Linked DNA regions of Mus musculus: region 2 is linked to region 1. The links are chromatin loops, found by intact Hi-C in ENCODE. Cell type or tissue: heart. All regions are shown on one strand. Each heading gives the region's core, and the rest is flanking DNA. Links, peaks and the distances in the headings are about the cores only.

The links. Hi-C counts contacts between places; a loop is a spot of excess contacts. Peaks named below come from ENCODE experiments on the same cell type or tissue, not always from the same donor. Only the 100,000 strongest peaks of a DNase experiment are listed, where the experiment ranks them.
Region 2: a loop joins it to region 1, with 8 times the contacts of the local background. A loop is called at or near these places in 6 of 42 quality-filtered maps.

What each region holds. Positions count from the first base shown.
Region 1 is chr10:56,675,606-56,692,234 of GRCm38, forward strand. No RefSeq gene overlaps it. Among named protein-coding and RNA genes, the nearest start is that of Gm36769, 250 kb to the right of the region's middle. In heart, for the core only: no CTCF peak of the experiment used is centred there; a DNase peak (open chromatin) is centred at 7,446.
Region 2 is chr10:56,371,553-56,388,181 of GRCm38, forward strand. Gja1 (gap junction protein, alpha 1) reads left to right here and starts at 5,748. Exons shown (of 2, transcript NM_010288.3): 1 at 5,748-5,966; 2 at 15,982-16,629. The coding sequence starts at 15,995. In heart, for the core only: a CTCF peak has its summit at 4,311 (motif pointing left); DNase peaks (open chromatin) are centred at 5,709, 6,669, 7,189, 7,499 and 2 weaker places; H3K4me3 peaks cover 4,248 bases; H3K27ac peaks cover 4,230 bases.

The DNA.
Region 1 (16,629 bases), core at 3,984-11,983:
TATTTCCAAGGCCCTTGTTCTAGTTTGCTTTGTGATTTTGTGATAAACACCAAAATCAACTTGGGGAGAAAACGGTCTGTTTGCTTTATTTATTTGCATTATAGTCCATCATTAAAGGAAGGCAGGGCAGGAATTAAGGGCAGGATCTGAAGCAGAGGAATTGTGCTTACTGAACTGATAGCAATGATTTCTTATGAAACCCAGGATCACCTGCCCAGGCTGCCCAGGAGTGGCACTGCAACAGTAAGTTGTCCCTCTCAGAAATCATGGAACAAGGAAATGCCCCCAAACGTACTCATAAACTAGTCTGTGGGAAGCACTATATCAATTCATTTTCCTCTTCCTAGGAGACTCTAGCTTACGTCAAGTTAACAAACTCTTAACTCTCACACCTCCCTCCAAAGTCAAGTCCATGCATTACTTCAAAATCTCCAATCATTCTGCTGGAAGAGATATCCCAAATATTTAACGTCCATGTAGGACTTGACAAACACTCCCCAACTGGGACCCTCTTTCTCTTCCCTTCCTTTTCACTGATGGGTGGATTCCTGTAAAACTCTTCTTTTCGGAGCCTTTATTTCTACTCTTCCATTGCCCGTGCATATAATTAGAATTTCCCAACTTAAAATTTCAAGGGCTCCATGACCATTTCAACTTTGCCTCTCATACCAGTCTAGAATAAGAAGGGGTTGTTTCTATATATACCCTATACCTGGAGTGAAATTCTTCGGTCTCTACCCAGGAGAGGTCAGCTTCAAACTTTTGGGAAGGTATTTTCCTACTTACCTTTTCCCTTGAACCTTCCCCTTTTTGAGTTTTATTAAACATCAACTTGTATTTATGTGGATTTCTTTTTACCAGGAATGCTGTAAGTGCCTTAAGATGTGGAAACTCATATTTTTCTTTCTTTCTCTTTTTTTTTCTTAGCAAATATACTATAGTGAAAAGGTTAATGTCTATAACAAAGACACTGACTAGGTATACTGAATAAATCTCAAATTTATTGCCAATTCTATGACAGTTCAGAGGGTATGGAATGGCTTTAAGTATTCAGAATGTTTAATTTCTGTCACAGATATTTGACTTTTCTAAGTGGGAAGGAGTTTGTTCCCAAGGCACTCTGTATAATAGAACTCTGTGTGACACCAGACTGAATTCATAAAGAACATATAAAATGGGTATCTTTCCAACATATCTTCCTTCTTTGTGAAAATACAATTTCTTTGACTGACTGTATCTTCCACTAATTAGTGGGATGGTGCAGACCAGAGCACATAGTCTCTAGGAATATATTTTCTTGTTTGTGAAAGGAGACTGATACCCTAGACTGGTGTTTTGAAAAGTAAGCAGGCTAGTGAAGAAGTTATGTGGTTCTTCCTCCCAGAAGTAAGACTCAGACTCATAACTTTTTTACAAATACCTTGGCCATATAGCTAGGCTCTTTTATGACTAGACCATAACTAAAATAACCTATTTATTTTAATCTACATTCTGTTATGTGGCTGGTTATCTATGCCCAGTTACCATGCATCCAACTCCACACATCTTTCTGGGCATTCTCACATGCCTGGCTTTATCCCAGAATTCTTTCTGCCTCCTGGATGTTCCACCACCTTTCGTACCCTATTGGCCATAGGATTTTTAATGGACAGGTGATGTATCCATACAGTACATAAGATATTCTCTCTACAGCATAGTTCTTTCGAAGGAGTTACACAAAGAAAGTACTTCATATGTGGCACCTGCTATGGACACAATCCTTGATGGACTATTTCTTAGCCAAGACAAATTCTCTCCTCCCAAACGAGATCCGTGGAACTTTATGTGACTCTAGGCATGACTGCATCTCTCAGATTCATCATGTTCTGCGTTCCCTGATTTTATCAAACTGTCGATGTTCTTTCTTGCTTTGAAGATTGTAAATTCCACTGTGATGCCTCCTCACTGAATTGTGAAAGGACAGACACACTGGCAATCAGATTTTCCTTGTGATACAGAATAGTTCTGCTTGTGCAGCACAGTCCCACACAGGTCGTCTCTGGATTTATTCATGTCTAATGATAGACATATTTTCTTCTATTCCTCTGTCTTAGTGAATTACAAAATAGAATCTTGTGTAATTAGTAATGAGATCAAATGAAATCCTATGCCATCTTTGTAGCCGCCTTTGTAGGTGGCCTATAGATGCAGTAGAGATCTCTAACTTCATCCTAGTCTGTTGTTGTATCCACTCCAACTATACATTGATTTTCTGCTTATGTCTATTCAGTGATTCTTCAGTTTATAAACCTCCTGGTCACTTATCCACTTACAGGTTTGCAAAAGCCCAACGAAGGCAAGAAAGATAGCATAATTTCAGAATAATATATGAGAAAACAGAAACCCTTATAGATAAATTTACATAAACTCACATGACTAATATTGTGGGCTATAGTTTTCATTAGGACAGAAATTTTCATTCTATTTCTTTCTTTGTTGGAATTGCTGTGTTTTTAATTTGATAATTCAAAAAGGAAACTATGATTCTTATTTTAAATCATCTGAACTTTACTCATGTAAGGATGTCTTTCTGAAGACCCTCAGTTCTCTTGGGGAGAAGAATGAGGTAAGGAGAGAGGGAGAGGGAGAGGGAGAAGAAAAGGGAGAGAGGGAGGGAGGGAGAGAGGGAAGGAGGGAGGGAGGGAGGGAGAGAGAGAGAGAGAGAGAGAGAGAGAGAGCTGTAGTAATTCCTCAGTCAGGAGAAGGGCTAGACATTCAAGATTGAAAATGTGAAGTAGGATCTCCAGTAGCCAGCAATGAAGAGAGGCAGAGACAGGCAGCTACTTTGAGCTCATTGGTCAAGCCAATCAGCTGAATTACTGTGCTTCAAAAAAGACTTCATCTCAAAAACTATTGGGTGAGCAATAAATGAAGATATCAAGCATTAACCATTGGCTTCCATAAACACACTTGTGCATGTACCTGTGGACACATGAACATGTACATAACATATACACATGTACATGTACACACACACACACACACACACACACACACACACACACACACACATGCAGACACACAGATAATCTTTTAAAATTCAAGCATTTCTTTCTTTCTTTTTTCTTTGTTTATTTATTTATTAAGCAGATGTAGCCTTAACTGTCTCTGCACGCTGTCTCTGCACGCCTGACTGGTCTCAAACTCCCAGAGATCTGCTTAATCCTGACTCTAAAATTCTAGGATCAAAAGTGTTCCCCAACATGCCCAGGCCAAACTTTATTTTGAATGAGAAAGGATTTGGTAAATAAAAGTTTCTTTTCTTCTTTACTCTTGGCTAGAACCAGAACTATATTAAGACTTTTTAAAGCATTATCAAGATATGTTATCTGTGAAATTCAAATTGGCCTTTTTCTTCTCAAGATATCTTGAGGCCTACACACAATGAAAACATGCTAGCATTCCTTTGCTGATTGTTTTTAAGGTACTAAAACAGACAACTTAATTGTAGCTGGGCTCTTTTAACATTCAACCAATCTATTATATGTTCATTAGCATTCTTATTCTACACATTTGTCCAGAATTGTAAAGGATATAAAATTCCCTTTCCTCTTTTAATATTCTAATTTAACTTAAATATTTGTTAGTGTTTTAAAAATCTTAACTCCAACCTAGATTTTCTCCCCATAATTTAAAGGAGTTACCTGTATAGAAAACACTTTGTATAAGTATTTATAAGGTATTTTTAGGTTCCAATGGTTTCTTTTGGTGGATTTTGCCCTTTAACTGTTCTTGTTTTTCTGAGACATTCTAAGGAGTCCATGGTCCTGTCTGGTTACAAAAGACTTCCATTGAGAGAAGAAACCTCAGTGAGGTCTTGGTACCACCTCAGAGTCCAGCTTTCCTGTGTTCATGCAGCAGCTGTTGGGTACTTGTGTTTGTGTCTAGGTTATAGGCAGGCTGTGCCTTCTGCTCTTCTGTGGTTCTGCTCTTGCCTGTGTATTCACTGAATCTCTCAAGTAGGTCAGAAGAAGCTCAAAACTTTTCTCTACAAATGTCAGAAGAACTACTTTTCAGCAGTTCAGGGTCTAAATTGCTGAACTTAGTATCAGGCATTTAAAATACCTTGGTTTTCTCCATATAAAATCATGTTTAGCTCAGAGCTTGGATGAAGCTTTTAGATAAGAGTAAAGTGCATGGTTTGGGTTATGCCACTGAAACAGTAGTTCTGTTTTCTTCAATGACTGGAATCTTGGCTATAAAACAGTGGGTTTTTTTGGGGGGGTTTTGGGGGGGGCAGGGGGATAGTCTAGTGTTTTCCTGTTGTCGATTTGAGGACCATAACAAATAAAAGTTTTACCAGTTTATTTAAAAAAATCAAATAAATAAAATAGGGATTATGTATGGCCTCTTTTTTAAAAATTTTTTTTGGTTGTGACATTGAGAATCAGACCCATGGCCTTGAGTATGCCACTTAAAGATGCCCCCAACCTCCACCCAACAAACACACAGAGCTATGTCCCAAGCACTGGTGTTTTAAAAGTTGTTTTATATATATTTGCATTTTAAAAGTTTTAATTGAAATTTTGGCCCAAATTATGTTAAGTTTTGTAAACTTAAAAAAAATCCATAATAACATTACATCCTAGTTCGATATTTTGTGGTGATTTTCTTTGTGTTGTGTGTCTATTCTATGAATACGATCTTACTTTGCAGCCCTGGCTGGTCTCAAATGCATGATTCTTCTGCTTTTTAAGGTAGCTCGAATTACAGGTGAGAGGCATCACACCCACATTAAACTATTTTTTGAGTATTTGTATTCCTTTTACAAGTTTATAAAATTCAAATGTTTAAAAGCTGATTAACATACACAACCCTGTCAGGGATGGTTGCTTGACCTTGGCAATAACAGCATCAAGGCAATGCTTGCTTGGGAGATCTCCAAACTCATGTAGTCATAGCTTCCAAGACCTCTAGAGCTGTGAAAGTAGTTGGTGACTTTATTTCATGGATTCATTGAGTAGGCTCAATTATACTATATTCATAAACTCTCTGGCCCTCACTAAACATGTTCCTATAAACTTACTTTATAAAGTTGTAGCTGGTTAAAATCAGGTGCTCCCATAAGTGAGCTAATGTATTTTTTTGGTAGGATTGTTTATATCTGTATTTCTGATTAGTATCCAATTTAAAAATAACTATGTCATAAGTATTTTGATAATATCATATATTTGTTCTTCAACAGAATATAGAATAGTGACTTTAATAAATTACCTAAAATTTTTCTGTTTCACTTCCTTCTCATACATTCAACAATAAAAAATATTCAAGCGGTTGTTAAAATGAATCACTATAAAAATCAAAGTTCCTGGTGGTGTGTATGTTTGTGCATGTGTGTGTTGGTGCAAATTTTTAATCCCAGCACTTGGGAGGTAGAAGTAGGTGGATCTCTGAGTTAAAGGGCAGCCCGGTCTACAGAGCAAGTTCTAAGAAAGCCAGGGCTATGCAGAGAAATCCTATCTTGAAAAACAAAACAAAAAGCAAAACTCAACCCAAAAGTCCTTTAGTAAATATACAATGAGATAATGTCCAGCATGCACACACAAACAGGCACAAAACTACTGGCATTCAAAGTGTAGATTTTTAATATTTTTAAAGCTATTCCAGCCAGGCATGTTAGGAAGTCCACCTTTGAAATACCAGCATTTAGGAAGCAGAGGCAGTAGAATAATGAATTTGTGGCCAACATAGTAAAATCTACCTTAAAAAGCTAAAATAAGGGCTGGGGTGTATTTAAGTTGGTGGAGAGCACAAAACCCAACCCCAGCACTCAAAGGTAGATGCTAGAGGATCATGGGTATCTTTGGCTACAAAATTATTCTGAGGCTAGTCTAAGCAATACAGAGAACTGTTTCAAAAGAGGGGGAAGGGAGATTAAATAACACTAAACAAAAAAACAGAAAATGCTTTCCCCATTAAAGCATAGAAACTTAAACTAGGGCCACTTCTTCAACTGTAAGAACAATCTAAATACAGTCAAGCTAAAGGCAATGACTTGTTTAAGCCAGATCACAGGAGAAATGGCATTTTGCTCAAATAGAAGTCTGCAATATCAGAGAAATCAGGCTGGTCTCTGGCTATGGAATTGCATTCAGAAAGGGAAAGCGGGTCCTTCCCTCAGGATGTGCACTGACTCACAGTGGATGCTTTCTGCCTTTGGGAAGTGAAGTGATCACATGACTCCACTGCCCTGCGTGAGTATATAGAAGGTAAAGTGGCTCAGTGTAACTGATATGAAGTCAGCAGGACTTTATCTTCTATAGAAATATAAGGCAGCAGCAGCAGGCAGGATGAAAAAGAAAAGTCTTCAGATGAAGGAACATCACACACTCATAAACCTAAACATCTTCCAACCATAGCTGTATTTACGTGAAATTCTAGAAAAATTCAATTAATTTTATGTAGGAATTTTAATTTGATCTAACAAAACCATTTACTTTTCCCATGATTTATGTAAGGATTTCAACTCTTTTAGTTATTAACTTAATAACCTATGAAGTGCTTTCTTTGCTGCAATAATAATTAAGAAATGGAAGAATTTTTTGCATTTGTGCCCATCGGATTATCAACTATCTACCTCCTTGAGAACCCCTCTTTGTTCCAGGGGTTGGTACAATTGGAATACATTTTCTTTTGATATTTCTTGGGGTTTGGAGATACAGTTGTGTTTAACTGATTGTCTTAGTCAGGGTTTCTATTCCTGCACAAACATCATGACCAAGAAGCAATTTGGGGAGGAAAGGGTTTATTCAGCTTACATTTCCACATTGCTGTTCATCACTGAAGGAAGTCAGGACTGGAACTCAAGCAGGGCAGTAAGCAGGTGCTGATGCTGAGGCCATGGAGTGTTCTTTATTGGCTTGCTTCCCCTGGCTTGTTCATCCTGCTCTCTTATAGAACCCAAGACTACCAGCCCAGGGACAGTACCACCCACAAGGGGTCCTTCCCTGCTTGACCACTAATTGAGAAAATGCCCTACAGCTGGATCTCATGGAGGCATTTCCCCAACTGAAGCTCCTTCCTCTGTGATAACTCCAGCCTGTGTCAAGTTGACAGAAAACTAGCCAGTACACTGATCATCTGTTCAATGGAATAAAAAGTACCTCTAAACATTTAGGATAATGTTTTGTAGTCAGTCATTATACTCCTTAAATACCATGTAGGAGATACAAAATACATGAGAGAGATGAAAGAGTAGAATAGGAGGCTAGTGGTAAACCAGTTTGACCCTGATAGACACTGGCCAACCTGAGCAACTTATAAAAATTCCATACAAAAGAAATTGTTTCTCTGTGCATGTACAAATAGCTCCAAAGGAGCTTCCTAATGAAAATAAACTTCCTCCTGCCAATTTAGCGCCCCTAAATAGCTGTTTGCCAGGCCCATGACTCTGCTCTGTCCACCTACTTTTCCCACCAGGATATATGAATGACATCCCATGCTCCCAGAGAACACATGTCCAGTACGGTTCCCATGGTCTGCCTCACCTATTGTTCAAAACACAATAAGCTGGCAGGGAAGTGTGTCGTGATGCACTGATTTCAAATTTTCTAGGGTGGGGGCTGTCACTCATCTGAAAACTTGAACTGTTAGTAACTATCACAGATGTCCAGGTGTCTTTCACTCTTTCCTTCAGGTAAGAGCCAGATAGAGTTTTCTTCTAACTAGGAAAACTGAACAGGCTTGCTTCGTGTGTTAAGGTGCTGAAAAGAAAATCACCTCTGCTTTCATGTAGTGAAAAGATATTTAGAGAGCTTGACACTCTGACATGTTTCCGTTTCTATAAAATGCTGAAAACAAAACAAAATACAATGACCTTGCTTTTCAGAGGATCCGTGGGGGGAAAACCTAAGCTTCCATAGGGAGGGAGACTGTTAGCAGACTCCAGGGTTATCTTGTAAACAGGAAACAACTTTGTGAAGTGTGTGTGTGTGTGTGTGTGTGTGTGTGTGTGTGTGTGTATGTGTGTGTGTGTGTGTCTGGCTCCTTCTCTCTGTGTCTGTGTGTGTATGCATGCCTTTGTGTGTTTCTCTGTCTGTGTGTCTCTGCATCTCTGTCTCTGTCTCTCTGTCTTTTTTTTTCTCTCTGTGTTGTGTGTCATATGTGTCTCTGTTTTTCTATCTCCTCTTTCGCTCTCTGTGTGTCTGTGTCTCTGTGTCTTTGTGTGTTTCTCTGTGTCTATGTGTCTCTGCCTCTATGTTGATCTCTGACTTTCTGTCTCTCTGTCTCTCTGTCTCTCTCTTTGTGTATGTGTGTCTCTGTCTCTCTGTCTTCTTCCCTTTTGTTCTGTGTGCCCCTGTCTGTTTGTTTTTGTGTGTTTCTCTGTGTGTCTGTGTATCTGTGTCTTTATCTGTGTCTGTCTGTCTGTCTCTCTGTGTAATGCTATAATTTCTATGCTTATGATTAAGGAACTATTATAAAACAAATAAATGAAGAAATAACAACAAAACACCCCTCATCTAACTAGTGAGATTTTAGTTGATATTTGTAGGATTTTTATATTTGGACACTAAACTAAGGAAATATAGATAAAACAAGCTCAAAAGTTCACTACAGAGCAAAGCTTTTATCTGTATTTTATCTAAACTAAATGATTAGTAAGCCAACGAACAAGAGGCATCTTCCCTTATCTCTTCCAGATCTCTTATAATAATACAGAATAAGATGGTCCATAAATTTAAAAGAAGTCAACATGCTGAAGGAGGCAGGTTCCTATGTGCACATATATAGCAAGAAAAAAAAATTCTCTGCTGAAAAAGAAGTGTCAGTAATTTTCTAAAACTGGTACTTGACACATTATAAAAGTTAGTAATTAAAACATCATGCAGGGTCCATGGCTCAATGGCTCAGTGGTTGAAGCTGCTTGTTGCTAATCCTAATTACTGAATTTCCTTGAACCCCCATGCTGGGGAGAGAGAAATGATTTCTACAAGTTACCTTCTGACCTCTACATGTGCATCATAGTGTACACACACACACACAGTAAATAAACAAATAAATAAATACATGAATAAATGAATGTAAAAAAAAGTTTAAACACTGTGACAAGTCATAGGAGTCCACCTATTCCGTTTGAAAATAGACCAGGAATCTGAAACCCAAATATAAAAGTGCTTAGACAGTGGGGTTCATATAAAGCATTTCATAATAGTTACTTCTCTAAGAATGTCTTCATAGTAACATTTCTAATTATTTGCTAGCTATAGAAAATGATACTTCATGTAAAATAAATTTGAGAAGGGAAATACTAAAGTGCTTTAAATTTCTACTGCTTCTCAATTAAAGTTACATATTATTTCTGTTAGTTTGAATAACCAAAGTTGTAATTTCTTAATGATTGACTTTTCAGGTTTTATTTTTTAAGAAAAAGATTATTTTTATGAATATGTGTTTTGTCCACATATATGTATATGTGTGCCTAGTGCCATCAGAGGTCAGAAGAGGGCATTGAATCCTCTGGAATTTGAATTTTAATTCAATTTAAAGATGGCTGTGAGGTGCCATGTAGGTGTAGGGACTCAATTCCCAGGCCTTTCCAAAAGCAACAAGTACTCTTAACCCCTCAGCCAACTTTTCATGCAAACAGGTTTTGTTTTTTGTTTTTTTTAATGGTTTTTCAAGACAGGGTTTCTCTGTGTAGCCCTGGCTGTCCTGGAGCTCACTCTGTAGACCAGGCTGGCCTTGAACTCAGAAATCTGCCTGCTTCTGCCTCCCGCGTGCTGGGATTAAAGGCGTGCACCACCACGCCCAGCGCAAACAGTTTTATAATAAAATTAGCACGTATCTTATTTCACATAAATGATCTAGATAGCCAAACAGGGGATTACATAGTAAAAGTATTCTACATTATATTTAACAAATTCAAGGGAAAACAGGCTTTAATACTTGACCAACTGATTCATCAAACACTAATTTACAGAAGGAAAACTGTTTAAAGCACGTGCACATAAATTAGATGGTTGGACATCACCGTGTTAAGCAAAGGCCTAAGAGAAGATCAGCAGTACAGCTCAGCAAAGCTGGGGAAGGGCAGGCCACGGAATTCGCTTTGGAAGACAAGTTCCGCACTAGGTTGACTTTTACTACTGAACCATTAATCATTTTCCCCCCTCACTTTCAAAAATGGCTTTAATCACAATATAAGAAGTGTCAAGCTGGGTGTGGTAGCTCACGCCTGTAATACCATCATGTAGGAAGCAGAGACTCGGGGTCAAGAGTTCAAGGTCAGCCTCAACCCTCTATCAAGTTTGAGACTAGCCTGGGCTACATAACATTATCTCAATCAGTCAACTAAAACCCCCATCCCCAAATTTGCAGTTATGCAGGTATTTGGCATGGGAAATGTGGAACTTAAGTAGAGAACAGTTCATACTGATGTAAGAGCATTCTCATTGAAGAACTGTGATTTATTTCCTTACCAGTTTCCTGTCCACATCATAGACACTGTGAGTCATTGTTTCTCCAGCCGGGCTCTTTCCCCTTCGATGAATAACCTTTCCAGTATAAATCCAATTGACCTTCTCACTTTATGTCTTTCTTCCTTCCCCTTTTGTCCGCTAACTTGAATTCCTTAATGTATTTATTTAGAGTCTGTGGGTCATCCTGAATATGACTTGCAGACCATTTGGGAAACAGTTTTGGATAATATGACAACATCACCGGTTAGTGGTTCACACACAGAGAGTGTGTTTGATGGTGCCTGATAACCAGAGATTTAAAGAACCAAATGATGGTTATGGAAACCAGTCCTGGTATTAGTATGCTACTGCTCAAAACTCATCTCTAACACTTACTGATTGTGTGGTTTGGGGGAAGTTAAGAGAACTTTCTAAGCTTTTATTTTCTTTTCTGGAAAAAGGACGCAATGCAGAGATAGTCTAAACTACATTTATAGGTGAGAGACATAAAGCCTTTTAGGAAACTAAGCATTAGGGCCAAAGGCCGGGGGAGAAAATTATTGGAATAGGAAGACAGCAATGGCGATTTTTTTCCATGATATTCTTCCTGAGCAACAAGTTGCAGGGAGGGTCTATTTTTAAAACGCTATTTCACAGAAATGATGATAATACAGTTATATATTTAAAGAGATCTAAACCCCTCTGTTTCTGTCCTGTTGGGACTCCTTCCTGGGAAGACAGACACAGGACTGTTGTTAGCTTCGGTGGACTGCTGACATTTTGAAACAAATGGAGGTTTCAGCACTGTAATTATATCTACTAAGTGTTTGAGAAAGAGGAAAATTTAGGTTTGGTCCATTATAAATGTGTTATATTTATACTTTTTACATGCATCTCTGTTTTCTTAGAAAACATTTCTGCTATGTAACCCATGCTGGTCACAAACATTCACCCCTCCCTCCTCTGCTATCACATGCTGGGATTACAGGTGTGTGACATGGTACCCACGCAGATGCATTGCTAATGTCTTTGTATGTTAGTGTGTATATCAGAAAAAAGAATCATTAGCTAGTGAAAAAAATGTATAATAGAGATGGAAAATCTATTTTATTATGTCTGCTTAATATAACTATCTGTATTTCCATTCTTAAGAATATCTTCACTGAAAAGCTTGAAATATTTTGTTTTGAAATTCAAAACCCAAAGACAATATCTATGTATGAATGTATATACATATACATGCCGTCAATTTACCACATTTTCTTATCTCTAATATCCAACAATAGCTTCATGTTTGTCACATACCAAATGGTGAGCATCATTTTACATTTTAAGTCATTTTTCTCTGTTAAGAAAAATCACACAGGATTTCTTTTTAGTATAAAAATAAAGGTGAAAAAACTGAGAAATAATTGCTAGCATTCTTAGTTTCCTCATCTAATATGCCTATATATTTTATACAAACTGCATGCAAATATATAGAGCATTTCATGTTTCTTTGGCAATCCCTTGCCTGTAGGACTGTGGAACACTTTGGTATTTGGTATTTGAGCACTTGGTCTCCAGCTAATGGTGTTGTTTGAGAAGGTTCTGGAACCTATGGGAATGGAGCCTTGCCAGGAGAAGTAGTCCTCTAGGAAGGGTTTTGAGTTTTTAGAGCCTCCCCTTACTTCTGTTAGCTTTCCCAGTTTTTTTGCTTGGGTTTGGAAATGTGAATTCTCAACTTCTTGCTCCTGCCCCTGAGGCCTGCCACTTGCTGGCAGACTTCCCTGTTATGAGGTCCTTAACTCTCTGGAACCCAAACAAACTCTTCTAGATGTTGCCTTGGTACTGGGGTTTTAGCACAGTAACCGAAGTAGTTGCAGCTACAATAATAGTGCTAGTAATTATCTTGCTTTGTCTTTAACTGACCTTTTAATGTTGAATGTTAACATTCTAGTATTTCACTGTATAGTATGATATTGGCAGTTGGTTTTAGGGAGATAAAGTCTAACACTAAAAGGAATATTTACTTACATTTTTTCAAGGAAGTGCTTTTCCAGTTAATCAAGATGACTATTATTCTTTGATATATTAATGCAATAAAGGGCACAGATTAGTTTCTTAACTCTAAACTATTGTAGCATTTGTGGAAGTAATCAGTGTTTCCTGGTATTTTATTTTAAAATGTGGTATTATTCATGAGTGGTAGCATTCCGGTTTTCATTGTTTATTTTTATTTCTTTCAAGTGTTTGTAGTGGATTTATTCTACCTTCAAAAGATGACTTGAGAAACTATTGCTTTAATTCTGTAAACTATAAAGCTTTAAATAAGGTACACATGAGAATTATTTGTACTTGAGAATTAAACATGACCCCTGGATGGATTAAACTAATCTTTGTCTTTCTTTTTTGTTTCACACACTACTTTAAAAATTAAATGAGAAAATTGCAGATCCACATGTAGTTGCAAGGAACAGTATTAGTCATGCAATTCACCTTAACATTAATGCCACTTATAACTGGGTCACTATGTCACAGATATATAGACATTAACACAAGCAAGAGATGGCCATTTCCATCACCACAGGATTTGTCATATTGCCTATTTATAAACCAAGTATTTTTCTCCTCTCTAATTCTTTGCTTTCTTTCACCACTAATAAATTCTTTGGGTCTGTAGCATTGCTTCAACAAGCAATATAAATGGAACCAGAAAGCTCAGTTATTAGTTGAAATTGGCTTCTTTCTCCTCAATGAAAAATCTCTGGAAATTTATGGTTACAACTCTAGTTCCTTTGCTTTTAATATAAATTTGAAATAATTTTGTTCATAGCTACAAAGCATCTTTCTGAAATTTCCCTTAAAATGGTATTGTTTAACATGCCGGTGTATGGATGACTGTGGTCTTCCAATGAATGATATCCCCATTTGCCGAGGTCTTTTGATTTATATGGTCATGCTCTATAGATTTCAGTGTGTATATTTCATCCATGTTAAATTGAGTTTTGACCTAAGTATTCCTTTGTAGTGGTGCATTCTAGTAGCCGCATGATTGTTGGTAACGAGGCAGGGTATAAAACTAAAGAATCTTTGGGATGTAAAGCAGAGAAAATTCCCTCACTCTGGAGTCTGGGCAAAGCCTCTAGGCAGCAAAAAGGCAAGAATTCCAACATGATTAACAGCTGTTCGTGGCCTTTCTCCTTTTCCAGTAAATGATTTCCTAGGAATCTCACCAGAAATCCCATTTGCAGGGCAAGAACACTACTTCTTCTTGTAAAATCCTAGTGGCTTTTGGTTAAAATTGTTAGATTGTAATTCCATCGAAAGCATCTCCAGAACCACTTTGTAATCTCACTTACCAGAAGGAAGAGATGCATGTGTTTATAGTTTCTTAATTTTTTAATATGCAATTTCCAGGCTGCCAAAAATGGTATCTGTATATTGCTAATGCCGAGACTTTTGTGACTCTCCTTATACTGGCACATGTCTTTCTTTGAGGATTTCTCCTGAGGAGTCCATCCCTGTATGTGAACAGGAAGGATGTTCTCACAGTAGAGTTTGTGTATTTTTCTAAACATCTCTCTTTCTATTTAGTGAACATGTTTGAGACTATATTGAAATATATTTAATAAAATCTCCCCCTCTGCTTCACCATCCTGTCCTGCCATGGGTTTCCTTTCAGCTTTAAAGCCACAATCCCGATTTAACCTTAGCTGAGTTCCCTAAAAGATTAGCAAAACTCTTGAGGCAGCTGAGGATGTCTGTTCCCTTACTATTGGTAGGTAATAGATTACTTTTGTGTGTTTATCTTGTATCTTGTGTCCTGTGGCTCTGCTAACCTTACTTAGAGGGAATTTTTAAAATGGATTTCTTGCATTTTCTACAGAAAAGAATGATCTAATGTGTGAATATATTTCATTTACAAGCAAAGAGAGTTTATTTTCTCGCTTTCTGATCTGTATCCCCACCCCTTTTTATTATTGCATGGATGGGGACTTGGTAAGCTGGGCTAAGTGTGGTGGGAACAGACATCCTATCCTTCTCTCAGTTGTAGAGGAGGGTAGCGTTTAGCCTTAACTATCAAGTAGAATGTTAATTGGATTTTCTTTAATCCCATGTCCTCACCACTGACACTATTATGAGGGTTTCCCCCTAGTTAACCTGTTATTATGGTGAAGTTAGCGAATGTGTTTCTCAAATACTGAGCCAATTTTATGATGGTGTAGAACTTTGATGTTGAATGTTTCAATGTTTAGTAAAATTTTCAGTGAAGCTATTTTTGGATGGATCATTAACTTTTTAATATTTTAATTATAAATGTAAATAATTAAAAAATATTAAAAGGGACTCTTAAAATTAATCTTTTCTAGTTGGGCTTTTAAATTTAAGTTGTCACATTTTTGATGGCATTATTCACTACATCCCTTTAAAGCCCTCTTGATTTTACAGGGTGTGTACTAATGTCCAGCACCAGTCTTGCTAACAGGTGCCTTTTGTCTTGTTTCTTTGGCTAAATGTTCATCAGTTCTTTTGGCTGCTTTTGAAAAGACAACAACATACCTTTCATTAATTATTGTTCTCTGCAGCAGTAGTTCTTAACCTTACTAATGCTGGGAACCTTCAATAGTGTGGCGACTTCCCTAATCATAAAATCATTTTTTTTTGCTACTTCATAACTGTAATTTTGTTACTGTTGTGAGTCATAATGCAAATATCTGTAATATAACATATGCAGAATATCTGATAGGTGACCTCTATGAAAAGATTGTTTGACCTCCAAAGGGTGTCACAACCCACAGGTTGAGAAACAGTGCTCTACAGTTTTATTGATTTCTGTTCTTACGTTTACTTCTGCATTTCTTCTGCTTGATCTGTTTGTGTATTTTTTTAATGTTCTAGTTTTTTTTTTCCTTTTCTGGTTTTGTGTTTTTATTGGGGTTTATCATGGGCAGGAGCTGCCTCCACAAGGTATGTCCCTCCCACCAAGCAGGTATGTTCTAATCCTCCGCCACTTTCTGGGACTTTCTCTTTTTCTTTATGCTGATCTTTGTGCAGCTAGCAGCTGCCTCAGGCTCCTTCTTAGAGTTTCCTTTCCTTTTTAGGCGTGGAAGGGCTTGCTGCCTCTTCTGATTCCCTGGCCACTTCCTCCTTAGGTGAGGATTTCTTTTTCTCTTAGGGTCACTTACACTGTTAGTACCCATCTCTTCAAGATCACTGGCCAATGCCTCCTTGGGAAAAGCTTTCTTTTTCTTGGTCTTGGGCAAAGAGACAGGTGGGTCTTTCATTCCATTTTCCTGTAGAGTCTGCGGGGTTGTTTTAGCTTTTTCTTCTTCTTAGGTCTTTCATGAACCTCCTCCAGACACAGACCAGGGGGAGCAGGAGTTCACACTACCCTTGTTGATGACTCCTGGAAGGCAGCCGAGGACAGGGAACACTTACTTGCCCATGGAATGGGCCATGTGTTACAACCAGCATTCTGAGCTCTTGTCAAGTTCTCTCATCACCCATCTCCTCTCCCCTCAAGCTTTTCTGGAGTGCTACTGTTTTCTGAAGACACCAGGGCCAGTACAGCCAGTCACTTCTTTTCCTTTTTCGAGTGTTTTTCTCCTGTGTTTCCAGCTTTCTGGTGATTTCAGCAGCTGCTTCCTCTGCCTGAACCACAGCTTCCTGCATGACATCCAGATCCTTCCATGGAATCTCTCCAGTCTCACAGAAAGACAGCCGCTCCTCAACTTGTTCTTGGAGTTTTCCTTCAAATACACTGTGGGGACTTCAGAGAAACAATCAGTTCTTGAGGCAATACTGCATTTGTGTGCTAAGGTGGAAGATAATTGTCTGTCTTTTACAACAGGTACTATAATTTGTGACAGGCATAGCCACTGAGCTCAGCTTTCAGGGTGTGGCTGCTTTGTTTGTTTTCAGTCCAATGGGTCCCTTGGTTTTCCATACTGCTGTTGCCTGAATCCCCCTTCCCTTCCCTCCCCTCCCCTCCCCTCCCCGCCCCTCCCCTCCTCTTCCCTCCCCTCCCCTCCCCGCCCCTCCCCTCCCCTTCCCTTCCCTTCTCTTCTCCTCTTCTCTCTTTTTCCAGTTTTTCTTCCTTCCTTCCTTCCTTCCTTCCTTCCTTCCTTCCTTCCTTCCTTCCTTCCTTCCTTCCTTCCTTGTTTTTTACTCTGTTGTATGTATGTATGTATGTATGTATGTATGTATGTAT
Region 2 (16,629 bases), core at 3,282-11,281, 300 kb before region 1:
AATGATGAATATGGACATACAGAATATGAACTGATGGCAGGTATCACACACATGAGAGAGCTATCTTCCTAATGATTTTTTTTTCCAGACAGTGTTTTGCTGTGTGACTCTAATTGGCTTAGAACTTGACATGTAGACCAGGCTGGCCTGCAATTACAGAGATCTGGCTGCCTCCTCAAGAGTGGAATCAAAGATGTGTGCTGAATGACTTTCAGATAGTTGAGTAATGTTCATGCTATTTAACCTAAAATCAAGTCTTGAAATATTTTCTCTTTTGGTGGGTAATCAGCAGACTAAAATTCCAAATATAGTCAAAATTTAGATGACCAGCGCAAATGTTCCTTTGTTCTTTTCTTTTTAAAGCAGAGACAAAATAGACTTAGGGAACGTGAGGGAAACTGTCAAGAGTGGAAGGGGTTCCTCTATTTTAAAGCTACTTTTACTTTTAATTTACACACAATAATTATGCAAATGTGTGTTGTGTTAATATATGAATACAATGTGTGGTGGTCAGAAAATCTGGGTAACAGGAGGTTGTTCTCCTTATGTAATCAAAATCCGGCAGTGTGTAAAATCACTATAGTTTTGAGCCAGGAATGTTGGTACGTGCCTGTAATCTCAGCACATGGAAGATCAGGAACTCAAGATTGGCCTTTCCTACACAGCTAGTTGATGGCTAGCATGGGCGACATAAGATCTTGTCACAAACGAAACTAGCTCTCTAGCTTTTGCTCCTAAACAATTTATTTAAAATTTTGAGGCTAGACATGTTGTTCATAAGATTTTCTTACAATTTATTTATTTAGCACATGTATATATAAGTGCATTCATGCCAGAGTATGCATGTGGATGTCAGGGGCCAATTTAACAAGAGTCTGCTTTCTCCTTCCAGCATGTGGGTCCTGGGGAATCAAATGCAGGTGGTTAAGCTTGGTGGCAAGTGCTTTTACCCACTAAGCTATATCTCACCAGCCTTCTATTCATAGGATTGTTAACAGTGCCTCCACCTAATTATAGAGGGGAAGACTGTGATTCCTTTCGAAAAACAAAACTAGCATTCTTTTTTTTTTTTTTTTCTTGTTCTGGTTATATGTTGCTTTTTCAAAATTCTTTTAAGAGAATGAAAAGACTTAAGCTCAACCACCCTAACACCGTTTTTGGTTTTGCGTCCAAAATTAAATATTCCATCACCGGGGCTGGAAATATGGCTCAGAAGTTCAGAGCATCGACTGCTCTTCAGAAGTCCTGAGTTCAAATCCCAGAAACCACACGGTAGTTGACAACCATCTGTAATGGGAACCGATATCCTCTTCTGGTGTGTCTGATGACAGCTACAGTGTACTCATATACATTAGATAAATAAATAAATAAATAAATAAATAAATCCTTTAAAAAATCCTTTCACTGGCATTTGGCAACTGGCAGGCATAAGACACAGTAAATATTTACTGCATAATTAAATGTAAACATCCTAAAAGATTAACTGAGCGTCATAGAAAAATGATATCAAAGATTAAATAAACTGCAAGTGTTTTATCAGTTATATTTTTTAAAGCAGAGTTGAGGTTTGTTGAACGACACTTGTATATAAATTAAGCGAAGGGCTAGGAGGAAGGGATCCTAGGTGTGGCTTTCTCTAAGAGAGCTGCCACAGTAGCTTCTTGGGCTGTTCATTTGCACTCTGTACAGAAGATGGAGCCAGAGACATATTTATCCACAGCTAAACGTCTTTTCCATTTGACAAAACAAAGCAAAACAAAGCAAATTCTTCCTTCCCTTTATAAACATGTTGTTTGTTTGTTTGTTTAGCTTCAAAGTCAGATTCACTAGGAGGTAAATGGAAGACCCATAGAAATTTTACCTAGACAGAGTCAAATTTTGACGTTTACATTGTTTTCAAAGATGTCAGAGAGCTAAATAAATGGGGAGCAAGGTTTCAGTTACAGGAGTCCTCTGGAATTGAATAGGAGGTGAGTTGTCAGGTTTCAGAAACTATGTAGAAAAGGATTCTAGTGTAATTTGTTTGTGAAGCTGCTGGCTCCTAGCATTCACAGTAAGATCCCTTCCCAGCTGGCTACCAATCTAGGAAAAGCATTCCCATATTTGCAAGCCGTCAAGCTCCACATTCTCGTCCACTCTTTCCTTGCAGACGGAAAAGAACACACAAAAAAAAAAAAAAAAAGTTAGCTTAAATTGAAATTTGATCCATACAAAATTATTGTAGTTCTGATAGAAGAAAATATAAACCAGGATAGCTGCTCACACCAGCATTCTAACACAGGAAATAAGGGAGGAGGGTCATAACTTGTTTAGTGAGACTTTATCTCAAAATTTAAAACAAACAAAAAAAAAACCTCAACCTCAGATAAAGGTGTCTTTAATCAAAAACTGGCAGCAGACAAGCTGGGGATCTATATTGAGACTTTAACTCAAGAAGGAGCTGGAGGAGAAGGAGGAGGAAGAGGAGGAGGAGAGAGGAGAGGAAGAAAGGAAAGGAAAGGATAAGATAATAAAATCTAAGCCCACTGCAATGTTATTCTTGATCCTCCCAGTCTTAGATAGCTCTGTCTCCTACAGATCCATCTTCATTCCCAAGGAGCTACTTATCAGCTCTTCAGTCAGGTGACCACCTCTCTCTTGGGAGAGAAACTACCTTCATTCTCCTACATCCCAGCCCTCTACCTCAGCACTTCATTTTCTGTAAGGTCTGCATTCACTCTTGTTTTCAATGAATAATTGCCCTTTCTGAGTTAAAGACCTAGAAAGCCTCAGGCTAGTGTTATTTTCCTTACAACTAAACCGCCTCCCAACCATCTTGAATGCCTTTCTCCTCTTGACCTTACTGGCTTTTGTCATTCTTTTCTTTGTGGGCTTTAGAGGAAATCCATTCAAGCTGTGCGCTTTGTCTTGGAGATTCACGGCCTACATTCCTTCTTTTAACAAACACTTTAGAACCTGTGGCTTTAACTGTCGATTCTTTTCCGTTAAATTACAATCTTTACAAAATTTTAACCTGAACACCTTAACCCACAGTTGAGAGGCCCCTTGGCTACCTTTGCCTAGGCATTTACGCTCTCCATCACTGGATTCTCTCTCCTATAGTGTCTTCTGCTGCCTCCACCCCTTCCCTTACCCCCCACCCCGCACCCCTGCACCCCAGCTTCCGTTTTTGGTGTTAGTAATATTTTCCCAATTAAATTTCCAAACTTGCTCTCCACTTCCTCCTGCCTCTTGTTTTCCTGACCTATCAGTCCATGAACAAGCTCTAACGTCTCTGCTTCCCTTTCTTCTCTAAGGTTGGCACATTCATAGCTCACCTCTCTTCCATTCTAGCACCAACTGCGATGCTCTCCATAACAGTCTTTACAGCCTGTTTTTGTTTTTTAACTCAACACTGGGTTGTCTCTAATGCAGTTGAGGATTACTTGAAACTCTTCTCAGATGATTGTACTGTGTTACCTTCTCAGGTGACTGGGTCTATAGGCAAAGACCATTGGGATTAAAGGTGTGTGCCCCATGCCCAGCAAATCTTTCTTTAAATTAAATAAAATTTGGTTTAGTAAAGAGGGAAAGAGGAACAGGTAGACTCGTGAACACTAAGTTCTACTGAGGTTCTATAAATGTGCGTAAGCTAACTATGGGTGGATGATGAATTGTTTGCTTCTAAAAACAATTCTTTAGAAGTCTGGATATTTTCCCATAGAGAATAATAAATATTACAACTGACAAATTGCTTATGCTGAGTTCTATACCACAAACTTTACACTTGTATCAAAACATCACATAACCCCCAACATTACATACAATTCTTATGTGTTTTATCAACTAAAAATAAATTTAATATGCCAGGCATGTGGTGCGTACATTTAATCCCAGTGCTGAAGAGGCAAAGGCAGGCAGAACTCTGTGAGTTCGAGTTCCAGGACGGCTACAACTATGTAGAGACCTCGTCCTTTAAAAAAAAAAAAAAAAAAAAAAAAAGTAACTAAATAAATTTAATAAGAACCAACAAGCTAGCTCAGTGGTAAAGGTGCTGTTTTCAGGCTGAGTATCTAAGTTAATTTTGAGATGGAAAAAGGGATCCAGTTTCACAAGCTGTCTTCTAATTTCCACTTGCATACACATATATGAATACACATAATAAATAAAGGTTAAAAAAAAACCAAAAACAAAAACAGAAACTCTAGGAGCTGGAGAGATGGCTCAGTGATTAAGAGCACTAACTGCTCTTCCAGAAGTCCTGAGTTCAATTCCCAGCAACCACATGTTGGCTCACAGCCATCTGTAATGAGATCTAAAGCCCTCTTCTGGTGTGTCTGAAGAGTTACAGTGTATTTATATACATAAAATAAATAAATCTTTTTTTAAAAAAATCTAATGTCACATTATCACATTCATTGCTGGACATAAAGCCTTGAAAGTCCGATTATAGTTTCTGCATCTGTAACATTACTTCCCTTCTTTAAGTTAAAGACAAAGGAACCTCAAAAGTAAGAGAACATGCTGGGGTCTTAAACTGTGAGGTTTTAAATGGCACTCCCTTAGTCATCCTAGTGAGAGGGTGCTTCGGCAGGAAAATGTTTCCCAGGAAGTCTTCGCCATCCTTTGTTCTGCTATTTACATTAGTGTGAGACGTTCAGCTCCATCAGGTGATGCCTATACAAAGGCCTAACTCCAGGAGCGCCGCTGAAGCCTGTTTATCGCCCTATCACAAGCCCTCGTGGGGGGCATCTGGGAACCCTCAAAGGAGCTGCCCACCCTAGGAATGAGGTCATATGACTCAGGCTTTCATAAACCCCATCAGGTATGATGAGAGAGGCATGAAGCTGTGGGCAGGCAGTCACCAGGCCCACATCTCTTCCCTGAAAGTGCTTCCGAGGGACAGGATTGGAAGAGAGAAAGAAGTTTTGAGACAGGCTGTGTCTGGCAACTCTGGTCTGCAGCGGTTAGAAGGAAGAGGAGGAGGGGGACAATTCTGGCATCTCCCTGCCGATTTAAATGTTAAATTGTAGGCATAAAAAAGACTAAGATATGGATCTTCACTTCCTTGGAGATTGGGTTGAGGTCCTATCAACGTTTCAGACAAGAGTTACATACATGATATATTATTTTTATTCATAGTATAGAACATGTATCTTCTTGTTGTTAATTAAAAGAATAAGGAAAACTACCTAAAGCAGCAGAGAAACTGAAGAGTAGACATCCCACTCCACGGGTCTGGTTGTGAAATGCCTTTCCCATGCCCACCGCCTCTTTCCTTTGTTAATTGTCCGGGTTTAAGAGGAAGAGAATTAGGTCATAAGAAAGATCACTCACACCCACCTCAAGCTTCACACACCTTGGGCAACCCAGAACAAGTCTGCACGAGTTCACCTTGTCTCCCCCCCCATTTTTATTTATTGTAATATTATTATTATTATCATTATTATTTAGGAAATGTGACCTAAAAGGGACATCTTCTCACTGCCCGTGGTCATCTCCTGAAGGAATGACCCATCCAACAGTTTTTTTTTTTAATCTGTGAGGAGTCACAGCCCCGCAGTAGCTGACGTACATCTAGAGCTATTTCTTACTTTTTTTCCCCTTCTCGTCAGCACATTGAAACTACAACTTTATCTTGACCAGGTTGCTTCTTCTGCCTGCTCAGCTCCACGCTCGCCAGCCTCCACTCCACCTCCTCCCCGCCTTTTCTTCCTCCCTCCCCTTTCTCCTAGCCCCTCCTTCCAGTTGAGTCAGTGGCTTGAAACTTTTAAAAGCTCTGTGCTCCAAGTTAAAAAACGCTTTTACGAGGTATCAGCACTTTTCTTTCATTGGGGGAAAGGCGTGAGGGAAGTACCCAACAGCAGCAGACTTTGAAACTTTAAACAGACAGGTCTGAGAGCCCGAACTCTCCTTTTCCTTTGACTTCAGCCTCCAAGGAGTTCCACCACTTTGGCGTGCCGGCTTCACTTTCATTAAGTGAAAGAGTAAGTTTTGAAAAAAAGAAAAACCCACTTTACCTAGTAGCGTCTCTTTCTGTAAGGGAAACTCTTCTATGCTTTGTAAATGCGTTGCGTCTTTGACTTAGGATACTGTAAGTAGAACGACGATCTTCAAAGTGCCTTTGTCATTTCCACGTGCTGAGTTTGATTTGGGTTTGTTTAAAAAGTTCCGCTGAGAGTGCAACAGGTAAAAGGCTCAAACTTTTTCCAACTAGAGTGAAGGAAGGACCAAGTTACTAAACTTAGTTCTTTGTTATGGAGCCTAACTTCACTTTTCTGTAGTCGCCAATGGAGAAGGTGTTGCGGGGGTGGGGGTGATGGGGGGGCACCTCAGTCAACTTTGCTTAGCCTGCTTCCTATAGTGCTGGACACTACACGCTTCTTTTTTTTCTTATGAAAATCCGGTCGCCTGTTCTACTGCCTTGAAACTGCAGACTCCTTTTGTAACAGAGTGCTTTGTTGAGACGCTGCGGCAGCAGTTGACTTCCACGTGGTTCTCTCTTAGACTTTTCAGGACTAAGCCACTAAATACGTAGACCAGGGTGCTGCGGTTAGAGTTTTTAGACCAACAGTGGGTACTTTGTGCAAGCCTGTGCGATGCTACGGGATGAACCTCTTAGCCTGCACAGCCAGCATTTTTTTTTAATACTCCACGCTGGCAACTCCGGGCGCGAGAAATCTTGAATGGGTGGTGGTGACTTACGGAGAGTTAGAGGAAGAACGGGCGTTTAGAAACAGTGTGTGCCAGGTTGCTTTTCCAAAATCAACTGCTAGAACGCGAGCTCCTAGAAGGAATGGGGAAAAGGGATTTTTAGAGCTGCGCTTTTAGAAAGAGCTGCCCCCTCTCCACCCCCAACTCCTCCTGCGTGCCCGGACTTGTAGTGACTTCAGAGCTGTTAGGACAGTTTTGAATTGGAGCCATCAGAGGGTGCAAAGCACTAAGCAAAAATGATGCTAACGTGCAGCTTGAAGGGGGTCCGTCTTAAAGCTTTTATTTTTAATTGGTAACACATTCTGTAAAGCACTTTGACCGGCCTAAATCCACACCGAAGTATCAGGGTGGGTCTGTATTGAAGGGCTTTTTTTTCTGTACCAGACCAGGCCGAGTCGTTGTGAAGTGAAAGCTTTAGGGCAGAGGATGGCACGGGCCCCTCCTGCCCAGTCTTAGCATCATCACGGGCTCCGTTCGCGCTTCCCGCAGCCTCCCAGCTTCGCGGTCCAGACGGCTGGCTGCGGAGGGGGGGAGGGGAGGCCAGGCTCGCGGCCCGACGGTCAGAAAGCAAGTGGGCGACTTTATTAAAGTTGTCAGTCTGAAGTCCCCCGCGCCCTCCCAGTCGCCTTTTCACGGTTTCTCTGCCTAAACTCGTCGGGTGGCTGAGTGGAGCCCCTGGGAAGGTCCCCTAAACACCTAGGGAGTCCCGGTGCTGGTAAATGCACTTGTAACACTCCTGGAAACTCTTGAAATTCCCCAAGAATGAGGCGGGGCGGAAGAAGGAGGGGCAAAGAAGACCCTTCGAGAAACCCTGCCATAGCTACTGACGTGTGCTGAGGCAAATCCGTTCAGGATTGGGAAATTCAAACCTTGACTTCCGAGCAGAGTTCTCCCCGTGAGTGCCCTCGGATCCACCCAACGCTCGCTGGGCATCTCTGGCAGAGTCTTGGTCGAGCACCCCGGGAGACAGCTTCCCTTCCCCTCCCTCCCAGTGCTGGGTTTCGGGTTGGAAGAGGAAAACTTAAAACGTACAGGGCAGCCTTTGGAGGTGGATTTGATTCCTTTGTTCCCCAAGCCAAATAATAATGACTGGAAGGTAGTGAATCTTACCAGTCCAAAAGACCACTGGGCAACCTTGAACGGTCAGTAGTGTCCCATGAGGAAGCCTGGGGTTCTTTTTTTCTTTTTTTTTAATGAGGATTGCTGAAAATAAAAGTCTGTAAAGTAAAGTATGCTAATGAGGACGTATACTACCTGAGGAGAGGGGTACTACTAGTTAATTCTGCTAGGTAGGCCAAGTTGTGTTGAAATGTTAGTTACAGATTGTATGGTGTGTCCTGGTGAGGTGTTGAATTCTGAATTACTGGAATACATCTATCTCCCCGGTGTGTGAAAACTTTGCACACTCAGAAACGGGTGCAGTGGCTATCTGTCTTTTGTCTGGTGTTCCAGGTGGTAGTGGTTTGATATTCCACTGTCTAAACACATTATATATATATATATATATATATATAATCTTCAACATTGCCCCATCATTCTTTGAGGTTGGGATTCTTCTATTGCTGACTTTACACGGGAAATTTGGTTCTAAAGCCAGCCACGAGAAGGGAAGGCTGCATTTCCTTCCGCATAAGGAGCAGAGCTTGGTTGCTTAGCTGTTTCCAAATCCCGCAGAGAGAAGGAATGGCACATACTCTGCCTTTATTACGGTATTGCAGAGGTGTAGCTCTTGTGAACTGTAGAAACTTTGTATACCCCGAGGGAAGGGAACTATAGGAAAGTCACCCACTGATTAATACCTGAGACTCCACCTTTCCTGTTGTTCTAACTTCCCTTCAAGATTCGGTTTGACTTTTGATGTGTTGAGGCTTATCCTGCTCACTCGGGAGAGAGAGAAAAATCCTCTTGGGTGTATCATTAACGTCTACATTAAGTGTAGATACTCCCAAGCTTAAAAGTTCCCAGCTGCTTCTAAGTGGGAAGGTACAGATGTGCGTGTGTGTGTGTGTGTGTGTGTGTGTGTGTGTGTGTGTTGATTTCTTGGGGTAATTGGTTAAAATCTCCACTTTCCATGACTGTTAATTTACCATAAAGAGATTCTGCGTGAGCAAAATGCCGTTTGCCAAAATTCAACAGTGGTTAGTTATTTAGGTAACTGCCTAAATTCACATCTCAGTTTTTTTTCTAGTTATCTACTTTTTTTTTTTTTTTTTTAGAAACTCTGTTAACAGTTTTAGTTACTATTTTACTACCAAAAAAAGATATCAAAATTAGAAGACAAGTGAGATAAATTTACAGTACTTTTGAAAGAAACAGCTATATTTTATCACGGTCTTAAGTAAAAGAATGGCATACATGGATTATCTCACTTGTGCTTATTGAGGCAAATAGACTGTACTTGGTGAGACTTGAGCATCCTAAACCTGTTCTATGTGACCTTGGACTTACAGAACTGCTTAGTAAGAGCTATCCGTTTGCAGATGGGTTGGAGAATGGAGGCAGATGAAATAACAAAAAAAAAAAAAAAAAATGATGGTTTTCGGAATTATTTGGATGACAGTTAAATATGGCTCTTACTCTGCAGTTTCTGATCTGACACCAGTCCCCTTTCCTAAGGTTGACTGAGCAAACTTGGTTGGCGGGGAAAGAGATTCACCATCTTCCTTTGGGTGGGGTGTCTTAACCACAGCTTATTCTGTGGAGTCTGGTACGTTTTGACTGTGTACAGACCAGGATATGTAAAGAGCAGGATCAAGAAGCCATCTGGTGTTTCATATCAAAACCTGTGAGCCTGGGAATATTAAGAAATTCCTTTAAAAAGAATTGAGGTAATCTGGACCCTGTGTGTCAGAATTTGTAACAATGATGTTTACACAAAATAGGTGTCATTGACAAAAGAGCTAAACTTACTCACCTGATATAAGGCTACAAAGGTTGATGTAAACTTTTCAAGCAGAAGTTTTCTGTGATTGTCCTTGGCTTCTGCCTTGTAATCGTGTGTTACCATTCATTAAAGCACTCAGAACTGGGGGGGTTGGAGCATCTCTCAGAGCATCCTAACCTCCATTGAGGTCTCATTGTAAATTAAAACGGCTCAAGAATGATTCAAAGCATGTCTTTTCAACCAACAGCAGTCCTTTGGTTAACTGTCACTTGAAAAATTTAGGTACTACTTTAACTAGGGGAGAGAACACACACAGAGCAATAGCCTTTGCTTTTTAGGTGGATGAGTGCTTTGTCTGAATGTATGAATGTACACAGTGTGTGCCGGATGCCTACGCATCCAAGGAGGGATTGGGTCCTCTGGCACTGAAACTATGTCCTCCACAAGAGTAGCAAGTGCTCCTAACTGCTGGGTCATTTCTCCAGCCTCTCTGACTTTTTTAAAAGAAGAGTTTTTGCTTGTTTTGTTCTGTCTTGCTTTTATAGACCTGACTCTGACCTTAAATTTGTCAGGATCCTTCTGTTTCAGCGTGCTAAATGCTGAGATTACAGGCGTCAACAACCCTGCCAGGTGAGAGTCCCCTGAATTCCCTCACAGATAGTTATGTAGCCTATCTTATTCTGGGGTACTGGAGCTGTGGGAAAGCAAGCTTCCTCACAGTTCACGTTCTAGAGGAGGATCCTGACAGTAAGCAAATGTACGTTACGTGGCACAGAGGAAAGCTGGGTTTTTTTGTTTTTTTTTTTTTAAATTGGACAGAGGAAACAGGAAATTCCGGGACCTGGGGAAGGGCTATTTCATAGTTCCTGCTCAGGAAAGCTAGCTAATGAGGTGAGACCTGAAAAGAAGAGTGCAGATGCAAATATTTTGGCAAGTTAGGGAAGACAGGAAAACTGAAGAGAGGTGAGTCAGGCTAAATGCTAGGGTACTGAGTGGAAGCATTCATAGACTGATTTTATCTTGATAAAACTTATCTGCACATTAAAATTCAGGTGTGTTCATTATGTACCAACTTAAAACTGGCCCCCCAAAATCTGGCTGTGGTTGGAAGTGCAGAGGAAGATGCACAAGGAAGCATTTCGCATGAGAGGCGGGTTTCCTTATAGAATTTAAAGAAAAAAAATTGGAAGGAGGGATTTGCATTTAAGTTTTAGACATGCAGAGCCGGGCGTGGTGGCGCATGCCTTTAATCCCACCACTCGGGAGGCAGAGGCAGGCGGATTTCTGAGTTCGAGGCCAGCCTGGTCTACAGAGTGAGCTCCAGGACAGCCAGGGCTACACAGAGAAACCCTGTCTCGAAAAACCAAAAAAAACTTGCAAACTTTATATGCCCCAGTACAGGGGAACACCAGGGCCAAAAAGGGGGAGTGGGTGGGCAGGGGAGTGGGGGTGGGTGGATATGGGGGACTTTTGGTATAGCATTGGAAATGTAAATGAGTTAAATACCTAATAAAAAATGGAAAAAAATAAATAAAAAAAAAAAAGAAAAAAAAAAGTTTTAGACATGCAATGTTTTGCACTTGGCACACTAGGAAGTAGAGCGTGGTGGTACACCCCTTTAATTTCAGCACTTGGTAGACAGAGGCAGGCAGATCTCTTGAGTTCAAGACTCACCAGGACTACACAGAAAAACCCCATCTACTCAAGGACAACAACAAAAACCCACAATGGTGCTGGAATGATCTCAGCCCTTGGAAGGCTGAGGCAGGTAACCACCCAGGCACCAGTTTAAGGCTGAGGTGAGGACCATGGAGGAATTGGCAGGGTGGGAAGACTCACAAAGCAATACGTCCTCCATTAAATTGCCCATTAAGTGGCTTTAATCAGGAACTTCTTTAGGCATTTCCTTGTGGATTTTTAGATAGCATAATTTTATCTAAAATATCAAAGGACTTTCATCTAAATACACTTCACATGTTCTATGATGATTGCTACCTAGGCGTGGTGGGTGGTGGTGCATGCCTTTAATCCCAGCATTCCTGAGGCAGGGTAGGCAGATCACTTATTCTGAGGGCAGCCTCGTCTACATAGTGAGACCTTGTCCAGAAAAGACTGCTACTAGCTGGGAGTGTTGGCACACACCTGTAATCTCAGCACTGAGGTGAAGAGCGATCACCCCTAGATACTAAGCCAAACCTAGTGCTAGAAGTGGGCTGCACGAGAGCCTTCTCAAAAGATATTAAATCTCAATTTAATTAATGGTCCATAATTTTACTTCTTACTCAGCATTCTAGTTGTCTGTTGGAAAGTATGTACAATTAAAAGTCAGTTATTCCAGTTGTTATATTATTGTAATACCAGCAGCATGGGATTCATTCGCCTGCAGCTTCTGTAGGGATGATTTGCTAAGACTCCAGGGAAAGACACAGTCGGCTACATTTAAACTAAGATGTAAACTATTTTGAAGACGACTCATTTAGGTTAAACAGTTTTCATTCCTGTGATCTCCGGCAGTGGCAAGGAGTAAGTGAAGGACAGAACCAGCAGAGCCAAGAGTGACCTCACTTCACAGGTGCCGGAGAGCTGCTGTCCCCAAATGCTCTGTACCTCTAACTAAATATTTAGACACTGGCCCTCTCTCCTTCCCAGATGTTTCGCCACTCGGAAATATTTTAGGCAGAAAAACACCCAATCTTTGGAGGGGCCACTCATTGCCTGCTCTCGCCTCCAAGACTTTACTTTAGAACCACCTGAGACATTTGATTTAAATAGTAACAAACAAAACAAACCCCCCCCCCTCGCCGCCAAAGACTGATCTCCCAAGGCCTCACCTTGCAGAAGTTCAGATTCAATCCACTCTTGAGGGACAGGCATATGTTCCGTCAGCAAATGCTGCTTGTGTGACTGGTGTAGATGGAAAGCTACTTGGTAAAGAGACCAAGTGTGTCTCCGGCTTTGAGCATCTGGTCTAGGTGATTGTGGAGAGAAGGCAATCGTTCTAACGTGGGATACCAAAAGTTCTAGAGTAACCAACCTGGTCACTGCCTAGTCTGCTACTAGGGACTGGAGATCTAGCTAGTTTGAGCACTTGTTTGAGCCTGTAATCCTGGCAGAGGTATAGGCAGGTGGACCATGGCCATCCTTCAATGTGTATGTACAGGTTTTGAGGATACATAAGACTCTGATTCAAAGGAGGAAATAAGTGGGGGGGGGGAGCTATATCTGAGAACTTTGCACAAAGCTTTAATTTAGTCCATGGTATAATTACAAAGCTTCAACTTGAGCATCTAGATAAAAAGTGAGCACCACGAAGCCTGCTTCCTCTGTGTCAAGCAAGGCATGTACCCATCTTGTAAGTGTTGTTGATAGCTTGAAGAAAGAAGGAAAGATGGTAGTGCCAGGGACTCTGTGAACATAATTAAGCCCTTTTGTTATAAAAGAACATTAATATTTGAACTAAGAGAGAGGTCTGGTTGTGAATGCCTATATTGTAAGCACTTTGGGAGAGTAACATGAAAAGTTTGCTGTAAGTTAAAAGCTAGCCTGGGCTACATACATACTAAGCTAGAGTCTAGTCAGTATCTAAGCTAGTATCTAGCAAGATCCTGTGCTGAAAAACCAAAACTGCTTTTTTTGGGGGGGGGGGGAGGGAGAGTTGTTTTTGTTTTGTTTTGTTTTGTTTTGACTAAAATTTAGAAAAGTAGAAATATTAAGCAAGGTCTAGAAAACAGAGGAACAGCCAGTGGATTGGAGATAGTGAGAGCTAAAAGCAGAGAGGTAACTAAGTTTGGAGTCACAAGATGAGCCATCACATTAAGCATTATTTGATGGTGTCTACGATAGTGGTAATGACAGGTATCTACATGTTACAGGAGCTAGAGTGCCCAAATTGGATAATTCATATCTTATTCGGATGAAAGACTGTAACTCATTAATGCAAATGACTGCTGCGTGGGTGCTTAAAGAAAAGACAGCTTTGCAATTAAATCGCTGGTGCAATAAAAAAAAGACTTACCCAGAGAACTGACTGGTGACCCAATTCACATGCCCTGGCACTGGGAATATTTTTGTGGAATCTCAGAATTATACAAAAGTCAAGTGTCTTACTCCAGAATATTAAAAACTTAATGAACTTGCACCAGTTCCCCTCAAACTATACTTTACCTTGAACAGCAAGGAAGCACTGGGTCAGTAGAGGCGCATGGGGTGCCCGCTCTGTGCTGAGCAAGCTGCTTGCTTGATCTACTGCTGCATGACCGCGGTGAGATGCGGGCAAACAGCTGATCACTCTGTTTTCACCACCCTACTCCCCCAACGAGTGGATAACTGAGCAAAAGCAGATGACCCTGGCAGAATAGTACAATTCTTTACAAACAGAAGTGGGGCCAATTTACACATCATCACATAGAACTGTCTGGATATGGGCTCCAAAGTTTTTCCTTGTTTGCTTGACCCTTGTGGACTACCCTTCACTCCTAGTCCAGTATTTTCTGCTAAATTAGATAGAGGCTCTTTCTTTTATGTGCTCGAACCATTACACTGTCCATCAAGATTATCCCCTTCTCCTCAAGCCTGGCTGTTTAACTCTGGACCGTGCCAGACTTCACTCCTCTCTGTTTACACGTCATATACTAATGTCACCTTCTGAATTGTCATTTCACAGTCTGAAATACTTCCCAGAAAGAAGCAGCAAAGTCCTTTGTCTACAACTTTTTAGAAAATACTATTTGCGCGGGCCTGCCCACCCACATCTTACTATTCTAGTTTTGGCAGGAATCTAGCCATCTTCAAAGGCACCCGTGGAGTGGGGAGAGAGGTTCCCAACCCCACCCCTCCCTCAGGAGCTATAGGCAGTTCATTATTGGATCTTTGACTACAACTTTTCTGAAAGGCTCTGCTGAAAAGAAACAGCCTCTGTGTCTGCTACTTCTTGCTTTGACTCTGATTACAGAGCTTAACTTTGCAGCCCTTGTCGGCCTGGAACATTGTGTAGACCAGGCTAGCCTCATGAGCATAGTGATTCTCTTCTTGTTTCTACATGCTAAGTGCAGAAACTATAGGCATGAGGTTCCAGCCCTGGCTAGGTGAAAGTGATTGCACTGGCTCCAGGCCCAAAGTTCAGTAAAGAACTGTTAAAATGCTAAGTACCACAAGATGAAAAGCTTTTTTTTTTTTTTTTTTTTGACAAATGCCTACCCCGTCTCTCTGTTGTTGTTTTGCATGTTACTTGATGTTTTAATTTTATTCTGTATCGCCTTGCCTGTCCTGGAACTCACTCTGTAGACCAGTCTGGCCTTTAATTCAGAAATCCGCCTGCCTCTGCCTCTCGAGTGCTAGAGAATCAAAGGTGTGTGCCACACCACCAGGCTCAGAAAATACTCTAATGTGGTCCCTTTTTGTTTATCAAGCTGTTAAGTAACAGTGAGACTTTTTTTTTTTTTTTTTTTAGACAGGGTCTCTCTGTATAGCCCTGGCTGTCCTGGAACTCACTTTGTAGACCACGCTGGCTTCGGACTCAGAAATCCGCCTGCCTCTGCCTCCTGAGTGCTCGGATTATAGGCGTGCACCATCATGCCCGGCACAAGTGAGACAAATTGAACTCAGTTGAAATGTGTACATTAGTCTGAAGATCTTATGTAGGCCGACTTTCAGGGTAGCCTCTGTCTCACAGCTCTAATCCTCCTCCCTCATGCTAGGAAAGTATGAGAACACATGCCTATAATCTCAGAAGGCAAAGATGAGAAGATAACATGTCAGGCTAATATAGGAGACCCATGAAAAAGAAAGAAAGAAAGAAAGAAAGAAAGAAAGAAAGAAAGAAAGAAAGAAAGAAAGAAAGAAAGAAAGGGTTCAGATGAACTTAATTCAGAATGTGCACAAATTACATGTTGGATATGTCAAGGTGAAACATTTCAGAGTAAAACTGGTCTAGCCTAGCATCTTGGGAAGCAAGGCTGGTTGCTGAAGGTCCGTCACTCAATCCTTTCTTAGGTGCCTATACTTTATTTAATAATACATGTCAACGTTTTGCTTAGAGGCATACAGACCCTTGGACTCCCAAGAAAGAACTGGTCTTATTTATCAGACAACTAAAATAAGCAAAGGCACTTGGTAGGTAGAGCCTGTCAGGTCACATGGCAAGGTGGTGTCCAGAGCCTTAATACTAAATACATCTTCGGCAAGTTGGGCTCGCTCTTCTCCCTGTATCTGGGTGCTATTACTTCCGAGTCAACTTCATCTTTGGGAAATGCTGCCAGATTTGCCCTTGGATTCTGTTTTGGCTTGGGTTGAAACTGCCTTATTTTGACTGACCCCTGAAAAAAGAAACTATATATGTGAAACCATCAATTTACAGTCTACAATCACTGAGTTGTTTTCGTGGTTTTTGTTTTTGTTTTTCTTAGGAGGTGCCCAGACATGGGTGACTGGAGCGCCTTGGGGAAGCTGCTGGACAAGGTCCAAGCCTACTCCACGGCCGGAGGGAAGGTGTGGCTGTCGGTGCTCTTCATTTTCAGAATCCTGCTCCTGGGGACAGCGGTTGAGTCAGCTTGGGGTGATGAACAGTCTGCCTTTCGCTGTAACACTCAACAACCCGGTTGTGAAAATGTCTGCTATGACAAGTCCTTCCCCATCTCTCACGTGCGCTTCTGGGTCCTTCAGATCATATTCGTGTCTGTGCCCACACTCCTGTACTTGGCTCACGTGTTCTATGTGATGAGAAAGGAAGAGAAGCTGAACAAGAAAGAAGAGGAGCTCAAAGTGGCGCAGACCGACGGGGTCAACGTGGAGATGCACCTGAAGCAGATTGAAATCAAGAAGTTCAAGTATGGGATTGAAGAACACGGCAAGGTGAAGATGAGAGGTGGCCTGCTGAGAACCTACATCATCAGCATCCTCTTCAAGTCTGTCTTCGAGGTGGCCTTCCTGCTGATCCAGTGGTACATCTATGGGTTCAGCCTGAGTGCGGTCTACACCTGCAAGAGAGATCCCTGCCCCCACCAGGTGGACTGCTTCCTCTCACGTCCCACGGAGAAAACCATCTTCATCATCTT